Regions from separate parts of the Homo sapiens genome. Here region 1 is linked to region 2. A link is a loop called in an ENCODE intact Hi-C map of the cell type or tissue named here. Cell type or tissue: MCF 10A. All regions are shown on one strand.

Region 1 (4,000 bases), 310 kb after region 2:
CATCATAAAGAACAGTGTTTACATTTTTTTTTTTTTGAGACTGAGTTTCGCTCTTGTTGCCCAGGCTGGAGTGCAATGGCACGGTCTCAGCTCCCTGCAACCTCCGCCTCCCAGGTTCAAGCGATTCTCCTGCCTTGGCCTCCTGAGTAGCTGGGATTACCGGCATGCAGCACCACGCCTGGCTAATTTTGTATTTTTAGTAGAGACGGGGGTTTCTCCACGTTGGTCAGGCTGGTCTCAAACTCCCAACCTCAGGTGATCGATCCGCCCACCTCGGCCTCCCAAAGTGCTGGGAGTACAGGCGTGAGCCACTGCGCCCGGCCAGTGTTTACATTTTGTTGTTGTTGTTTGCAGTTTTAGAATATTAGGGCTGGTGCTACCTTTTGCAAATTAGTTTCTGCGAATTGTTTGGTATTCAACAACACTGTGGGAAAAGCCTTAGAGTTTCAGAAAAGGCGGCTAAAGAACTGGATTTTAAGGCATTGAAACAGGATTGGTAACCTTTCTTTTAAAATAGGCAGAAATATAGAGATCTGCAATAATAGGGACCAGCTGCGACTCAGTGGAGTGACTTGTTTGTGGAAGTTGGAATTGATTTTGTAACTGCCATCTTTCAGGGGGTGGGAGGAGGACTCCCTGCTCTCATGTGAGGCTCCCTTGGGGCGCATTCCTGTTAGAGGTATGCATGGCTGGTGTTTTGCCACCTCACTGGGAGGCACAGTAATGCTGGAGGAGAGTGAGGCTCGGAACGTCAGCCTTCTGGTTCCCCAGCCATTTAAGGACTGTCTGAACTTGAGCAAGTTATCTAATCTCTTTATGCCATAATATTTTCTTCTGTAAAATGGGGATGTTCAAGTACTTACTTCATTGGGTTTTGGGGAGAAATAAATGAGTTGGGAAAGGTTAAGCCCTTAAAGAAGGGCCTGACTGATGCATTTGAGAGGCTTGCTAAATGGTGGTTGGATTCATTGCCTTGTGTCTGTTCTGCTTTTCACTGTGTTGTGAATTCTCAGGACGACCTGAGGAAGGAGGATTTCAGCAGCATGAGCGCTCAGTTGTTATACAAAATGATCAAATCCAAGACAGAGTACCCGCTACATAAAGCCATCAAAGTGGAGAGAGAAGACGTGGTCTTCCTGTATCTGATTGAAATGGATTCCCAGGTACTGTAGCTGCCTTTTCCATTCTTCATTTCCCGAAACTCTAATGCACTTGTCTTTCTCCGTGGTACTTCTCACTTCCTTCCGAGCCATGACTGGCACAGTCTTTAACGTACGGATTTCTACTAAATAGTTTGTTCAAGGCAATCTGAGCTTTTTCTAACATGTTTCTCAAAATTCTTCCAGCCTTAGCCCATTGCCCAATTTAAAAACCTCTTAAATGCTTTTAGGTAGTTTTTTTTTTTTTTTAAACGCTTCTTAACTTTTAGGTGCCAAAATCTGTGTTAGTTTACTTTTGCTGCTATAATAAATTACCATAAACTTAATGGCTTAAAACAACACAAATGTATTGCCTTACAGTTTTGTAGGTTGGAAGTCTAGGACAGGAATCACTGGCCCAAAATCAGGATGTCGGCAGGCTGTGCTTCTTTCCAGAGACTCAAGAGGAGAATCCATTTCCTGCTTATTTGGATCTTTGGCAGAATTCAGATTCTTGCACTTACAGGATCGAGGTCCCCATTTTCTTGCTGGCTGTCAGCCGAGGGCCATTCCCACCTTCTAGAGCCCTCCACACATTCCTTAGCTCATAGCCCCCGGCTTTTGTCTTAAAAGCCAGCAGTGGTGGGTCAGGTGCTTCTCATGTCACATCTCTCTGACTTACTCTTCTGGTTCCCTTTTTCACTTTGAAGGACTTGTGTGGTTAGATAGATCGGGCCCTCTGTGGTTAGATAGATCGGGCCCTCTGTGGTTAGATAGATCGGGCCCTCTGTGGTTAGACGGGTCGGGCCCTCTGTGGTTAGATGGGTCGGGCCCTCTGTGGTTAGATAGGTCGGGCCTCCTGGATAATCTGGGATACTGTCCCCATCACAAGGTCCTTAATCACATCCTCAAAGTGCCTTTTGCCATGTAACGTGGTATGTTTATAGGTTCTGGGGATTAGGACATGTCCGTCTTTGGGGGGGGTGATAATTCTGCCCACCATATGACCTTGAAAGAAATGTAATGGCTCTTGACAGATGGGAGCGAAGTATGTTTTATCCCGGGTGTCCAGTGTATGGGGAGACATTAAACTGCTGGGAAGAATGAAATAGGAACGCCACTGCCTTTCATGAAAACATTAGCTGTTCACCGTAAAACTCTCTGAGCCTCTGCCTGGCACTCGTGCCCCACAGCACTCTGTCCACATTTTCCTGGTGGCCTTTAATCGTCTCCCACATTGTTTATGTTGGCTATGTGGTCCCCATTAATTCTGTACTCCCTGAAAACATGTACCCTGAGGAAGCCTGATAGAAGTTTGTGAATAAAGTTGAATTTGGGGAGTAAGCAGTGTTGGAGCACTTAAATTTGACATTTGTATAAGAGATGATATTTAAGGGTCAAGGTGGGAGAAATTAAAATAGGTCGTATTCTCTACTCACTGGGCGCTAATTTACAAACTTGTTTGTGTAGCTCCCTGGGAAGCTGAATGAAGCGGATCATAACGGAGATCTGGCATTAGATCTAGCCCTCTCACGACGACTGGAGAGTATTGCCACCACGCTGGTTAGTCACAAAGCTGATGTGGACATGGTGGACAAGAGTGGCTGGAGCTTGTTACACAAAGGAATCCAAAGAGGTAGGAAGAAGTGTGTATGTTTCCCTGCAGGCAATTTTATTTTTATCCGAGTAATTTTTGAAGACTTTCTGACCTTGTTCCCAAAATTCTCAAAGGCTTCTGTAGTCTGTACTCACAGGCTACATGATCTAGAATTTGATCATTGGGTCAGAGGAAGCACTCAAGAGCTGTTGCCTATGCCGTGTTAGTTTGGCCATTCACCGTGCCAACAGGGCCCCAGAAAGAAAGGCTACAAAGATGGTACTTGTGTGAAGAAGTACCTTTTACTTGTAAGCACTTGATATGTTTGCTTGTTCAATGGATGGCTTTCTCCAGGAATTGTGCTAGGAAGGTTTTGCTTTTGTATTCTACCACAGATACAAGGATAGTAGCAAAACCATAAACCTTGAAACGTGTTCTTAGCTTCAGGGTTTTCACTTTAACAGGCTAGGCCTCTATTATGATAAATTGATAGAGTTTCATTTTGTTCTAGCAGAGTTATTTGAAATTGTAGCTATATTTTGAATGCATTGTTAATAGTTGGAAGAATACAGAAATGATAGACTTGAGAACAAAACATTTAAATCTTTTTTTTTTTTTGAGACGGAGTCTTGTTCTGTCGCCCAGGCTGGAGTGCAGTGGTGCGATCTTGGCTCACGGCAAGCTCCGCCTCCTGGGTTCATGCCATTCTCCTGCCTCAGCCTCCCCAGTAGCTGGGACTACAGGTGCCCACCACCACGCCCAGCTAATTTTTTGTATTTTTAGTAGAGACGGGGTGTCACCGTGTTAGCCAGGATGGTCTCGATCTCCTGACCTGGTGATCCACCCACCTTGGCCTCCCAAAGTGCTGGGATTAGAGGCGTGAGCCACCGCGTCCTCCCAGAACATTTTAATCTTAATGAATTAACTTGTCAAAGGAAAAAAAAAATACTAGGTTTTTGTTTGTTTTTTTCCATAGTCTTACTAATTCATGAGTCCCAAATGGATCTGGGCTGATTTTGCTTTGCAATGGTCATTTTAGACAGAGTGAAATCTGTATAGAGGTAGAGTTCCAGTGAGAAATGAAAGCTTTCCAAAGTGTCAAAGCGTTAGTTTTGTGGAGGGATGGTTGACTTGATTGAAGTGCATTGCCATGGCCACTTTTTTTTACTTACACGTAGACATCAAAGAGAGAATCTACTTGTTTCGTTCCATCTTAATCATCTATATTTTCCCCTTTTGATGATGCATTGTTATACTATTATTG
Region 2 (4,000 bases):
CAGGAAAGAGGCTGGGGTGGGGCCCCGGAGCCCACTGTGATGACTGTGACGTCCATGGGTGAGAAAGGAAAACATGAGGGGATGTCGAACAAAGGCCGTGACCTGGCTTTGTTCTTCCAGAACAAGAGGTTTAGAAGATTCCACAGGGAGGCCACTGCCAGTGATGGGAGGGGCCTTGGAGGTCCCAGGTGGGATGAAGAGGCCCAGAGCAAGGTAGGGTGGACCCTAGGTCACACAGCGAGGTGGCCCCCCATCCCTCCCCCTGGAAAGCAGTCCCACAGCTGATGGGCAGATGGCCAGACAAAGGCTGGGAGTGACAGACATGGCAGCCAGTTGGCCTCTGACCGCCAGGCTGAATGTGTGCGTGGTCCCGGCTGCTCCTCCGTGGGCCTGAGACCCTGGCGAGATGGGACCTGAGAGAAGAGAAAGAGGGAGGGAGGAAGGAGGAAAAGAGAGAGGTGAAAGAGAGGCGAGAGGGCCAGGCAGAGCTCCCCTGAACCTGGCTGGAGGAGTGACTGCCCCTCTTTTATGCCAGCAAGAACAGGCCAGTGAGTGCGCGTGGGTGGTGGGTGTACGAGCAGACCTGTTAATTCCAGAGGCCTTGGGGAGAATCAGCATGCGGGTGCACAAATCCGGGCATGAGGCACACTCCCTGGGCTCAAATTCACCTCCGCTCCTTCCCAGCCGGTGACCTCAGTCAGGCCACAGCCATTCTGTGTCTCACCTTCAGTGGTGTGCTGATATATGTTTAACTGGCTCTGATAAAGGGTGAGGGGAGCCCTGATGTGGCGTGTTTGCTCATTTCTTTTTTTTCTGAGATGGAGTTTCGCTCTGTCGCCCAGGCTGGAGTGCAGTGGCACCGTCTCAGCTCACTGCAATCTCTGCCTCCCGGGTTCAAGCGATTCTCTTGCCTCGGCCTCCCAAGTAGCTGGGATTATAGGCATCTGCCACCACGCCCGGCTAATTTTTGAATGTTTAGTAGAGACAAGGTTTTGCCATGTTGGCCAGGCTGGTCTCAAACACCTGATCTCAGGTGATCCTCCTGCCTCGGCCTCCCAAAGTGCTGGGATTACAGGGGTGAGCCACCGTGCCCGGCCGTGTTTGCCCATTTCTGTGGTGTAAACACTCCGCCCTGGCTGAGTTCAAGCTACCCACGTCGTGTCACTGATGGGCGTTGGAAAGGGATGTGCGGGGACACGCCATTGTCCAGTGTTTCTACCACACAAATAGAACAGACGCCACTCACCATAGGACCACAGATAACGCTGAAACACAGCAAAATAATTAGGAAGTGAGGACTTTTGAGTAGTTATTACCTTGTTTCTAATTATTTAATTGTAAGCCGATATCATTTAGTTTTTAACAATGGTTGTATTTTACGACTAGCTCACACACCATTCCTGAAATGTTAACAATTGACTCTCATGAGCTGGCCTGAGCCAGCGCCAACATGCCAGCATCCTCATCTGTAAAATGAAGATAAAAATAGCAGCTCTCCAGGGTGGGTCTGGGTGCTGGATAGCACGTGCAAGGTGCTTAATGCCACACCCTGCCCAGAGCAGGCCGGCCTTGGTCAACACTGGGCCCTTGTTTAAATTAGTCAAGGCAGAAATTATTTCCTCACATTTAGAAAAAGAATTTTTCCTGCTGGGCCTGCCTCCAAGGACCTGCCTGAGATCAGATCAGAATGTGGCAGGAGGGAGATTTCCAGTTGCATCAGGACTGACACATGTTGGGGGAGGAGGAGGAATTGTTCTCCCTGTGCCTGTCTGTGCTAGGTGGCAAGTGGACAGAAGGAATCAGAAGAGAAGTTTCCCCCTGTCTGGCCAGGGGCAGATCTTGTTCATAGGTTGCTCTGTTTAAAGGACAACCTATGTTGGGGAACCACCAAGGAGCTCCAGATCCTGCCAGGATAATGAAGAGAGGCTTCCCGGAGGCGGTGGTGACAAAGCTGGGCACTGAAGCATGCATAGGAGTTTACCGCTAAGATAATACTTAACATCAAGAATATACGCTGAAATATAAACTTCAGATCAGCAATATTGTATAATGGTTCACGAGGCATGATGCTTAGTGTTCATGATAACTGCAGTTATTATTTATGGATATATAGGCAAGGCCCAGCATGCAGCCTTGACATATGCACAGATGATCTCTTTTGATTCTGTTCTCTTCATTTTACAGAGGAGACAATGGAGGCCAAAAGAAGTGATGTCACACAGCGAGTGTGCGGCTGAGCCAGAATTTAAATCCCAGTTTGGCAGACTCCAGAGTCCTTGCTCTAAATCACTCCCCAGACTGCCATGCTGGGAAGGGGGAAGGTCCCAGCTGATGTTCCCAAGGTCAGGGAAAGTTCAGGGCCTGCTGAGGACAGCAAGGAGACAGGTCAGGCCATGGCCTGAGGATGCTCAAGAGGAAGCAGCGAGAGATGAGGCTGTGGAGGGAGGACTGGGCTAAAGACCAGGACAGGGTTTGGTGTTTAGAAGGCGGCAGAGAACCACAGCGCGCTCTCTCCACCCCGCCCCCCAACACCATGGTAGGATCCTTGAAAAAGCCCCCTCCCGGGGGGGTGACGAGGGACTGGAGGGACGTGACCCAGACCTTCGCCAGACCCCGGCCATCATGCTCCATTCTCTCCTCTTGCCCACAGTGGAGCAGGAAGCACGGGCCCTTCTTAGCTCTTTCAACCCCTCCCTGGTTTCTGGCTCCTCACTTAGATGGGCAGAAGTCCCCAGGACTGCAGGTGGACTCCTGGCAGAAGCTGGCACGCCCCGTCCCCACCCACCGGCCCCAGCCTGATGAACTTGCCCAAGCACCTACGTGCCCTTAGCTCACCTGATCCTCCCCACGTCCATCCCTATCTAACAGCTGAGGTCACTGAGGCCCCAAGAGGTGGAGGAAGTTGCCCGAGATGACAGACCAAATTAGGAAGGCACAGTCTGGACCAGCCTGCCCCTCAGTGTCTTCCCTTGGGACATGGCAGTCCAGGGTCAGGAGGGAGGTGGGATCCATCACTGCTGCCCTCTCTCTGCTCAGGACAGACAGGAGGGAGGACCCCGCCTGGCCCCCTGGAGGTCACAGGCCATGGAGGGGCCTGAACACAATCAGGGTAGGGACGGGGAGGGGGCTGAGAGAATGTTCCTGGCAGAAGGGACAGGATAGGCGAAGCCTTGCCCATGTGGACTGTGTCCGATGGGGACACAGAGGCCAGCAGGCAACTCTGCTGAGAATAAAGACCAGCCTGGGCTGGGCCTCCAAGCTAGAAGCTTCCCCTGCCCACCACCCCGCAATCCCGTGGTCTTTGTTTGTTTGAGGAGAGCTTTCTGGGCAGACTGGCAGCCCCACCCCTGGTTTTGGTAGGGGCGGCTTTCCCAGCAGTTCCCGCAGGGACATCCTGTGGAGGGTGTGCTGAGCCCACAGGTCTAGGACAATGGAGAGGCAGGGCAGGGAGCCAGGGCCGAGCGGGCAGGGCCGTGACAGCAGGGAGGGAGGGGTCAGACCAGCCCGCCTGCCTCGGGGTCTTGGGCCAGGGCCTCACTCCCTCCTCCTCGCCAGGCTGGCAGGAGGCCGTCAGAAAGCCAGTGCTGTCCACCTCTCACGGCAGCCCAGAGCTCAGAACCCCCACGGGCCCTCGGTGTCCTGGTGGGCAGCCCCAGGACCCCTGTCCATGGTGAGCGGAGCCATCCCCATGGCACACATGGCCTGTATGACCCCAGAAAGCAGTTTTGGAGCAGGAAAGGGCAAGTCTGAGCTTGAGGGAGCCCTGAGCCCCCGCCCTGTGGCCTTGGAGCCTGCATTCAGCCCTTGCTTCGGCCTGGGCTGAGCCACGGCTATTTTTACATGGCTGATCTGTTATTTGGAGAAGACCTACCATCCTCCACATCCTGTGGGCAGGGAGGGTGCTCAGGCAGGCATGGGTGGGGCGGGGGCCAGGCTCTGCCATCCAAGGGACGGCCTGGGCTGGCCAAGCTGACGGAGAATGCTCAGGACAGATGGCCCC

Evidence for each region. Peaks named below come from ENCODE experiments on the same cell type or tissue, not always from the same donor. Only the 100,000 strongest peaks of a DNase experiment are listed, where the experiment ranks them.
Region 1: a loop joins it to region 2, with 13 times the contacts of the local background. A loop is called at or near these places in 1 of 110 quality-filtered maps.

What each region holds. Positions count from the first base shown.
Region 1 is chr17:4,205,096-4,209,095 of GRCh38, reverse strand. ANKFY1 (ankyrin repeat and FYVE domain containing 1) reads left to right here. Exons shown (of 25, transcript NM_001330063.2): 6 at 1,014-1,163; 7 at 2,610-2,775. Among named protein-coding and RNA genes, the nearest start is that of ANKFY1, 57 kb to the left of the region's middle. RefSeq lists a silencer at 1,846-2,046. In MCF 10A, no CTCF peak of the experiment used is centred here; no DNase peak of the experiment used is centred here.
Region 2 is chr17:4,519,014-4,523,013 of GRCh38, reverse strand. All of the region lies in intron 2 of SPNS2 (SPNS lysolipid transporter 2, sphingosine-1-phosphate), which reads right to left. Among named protein-coding and RNA genes, the nearest start is that of SPNS2, 22 kb to the right of the region's middle. In MCF 10A, no CTCF peak of the experiment used is centred here; a DNase peak (open chromatin) is centred at 1,613.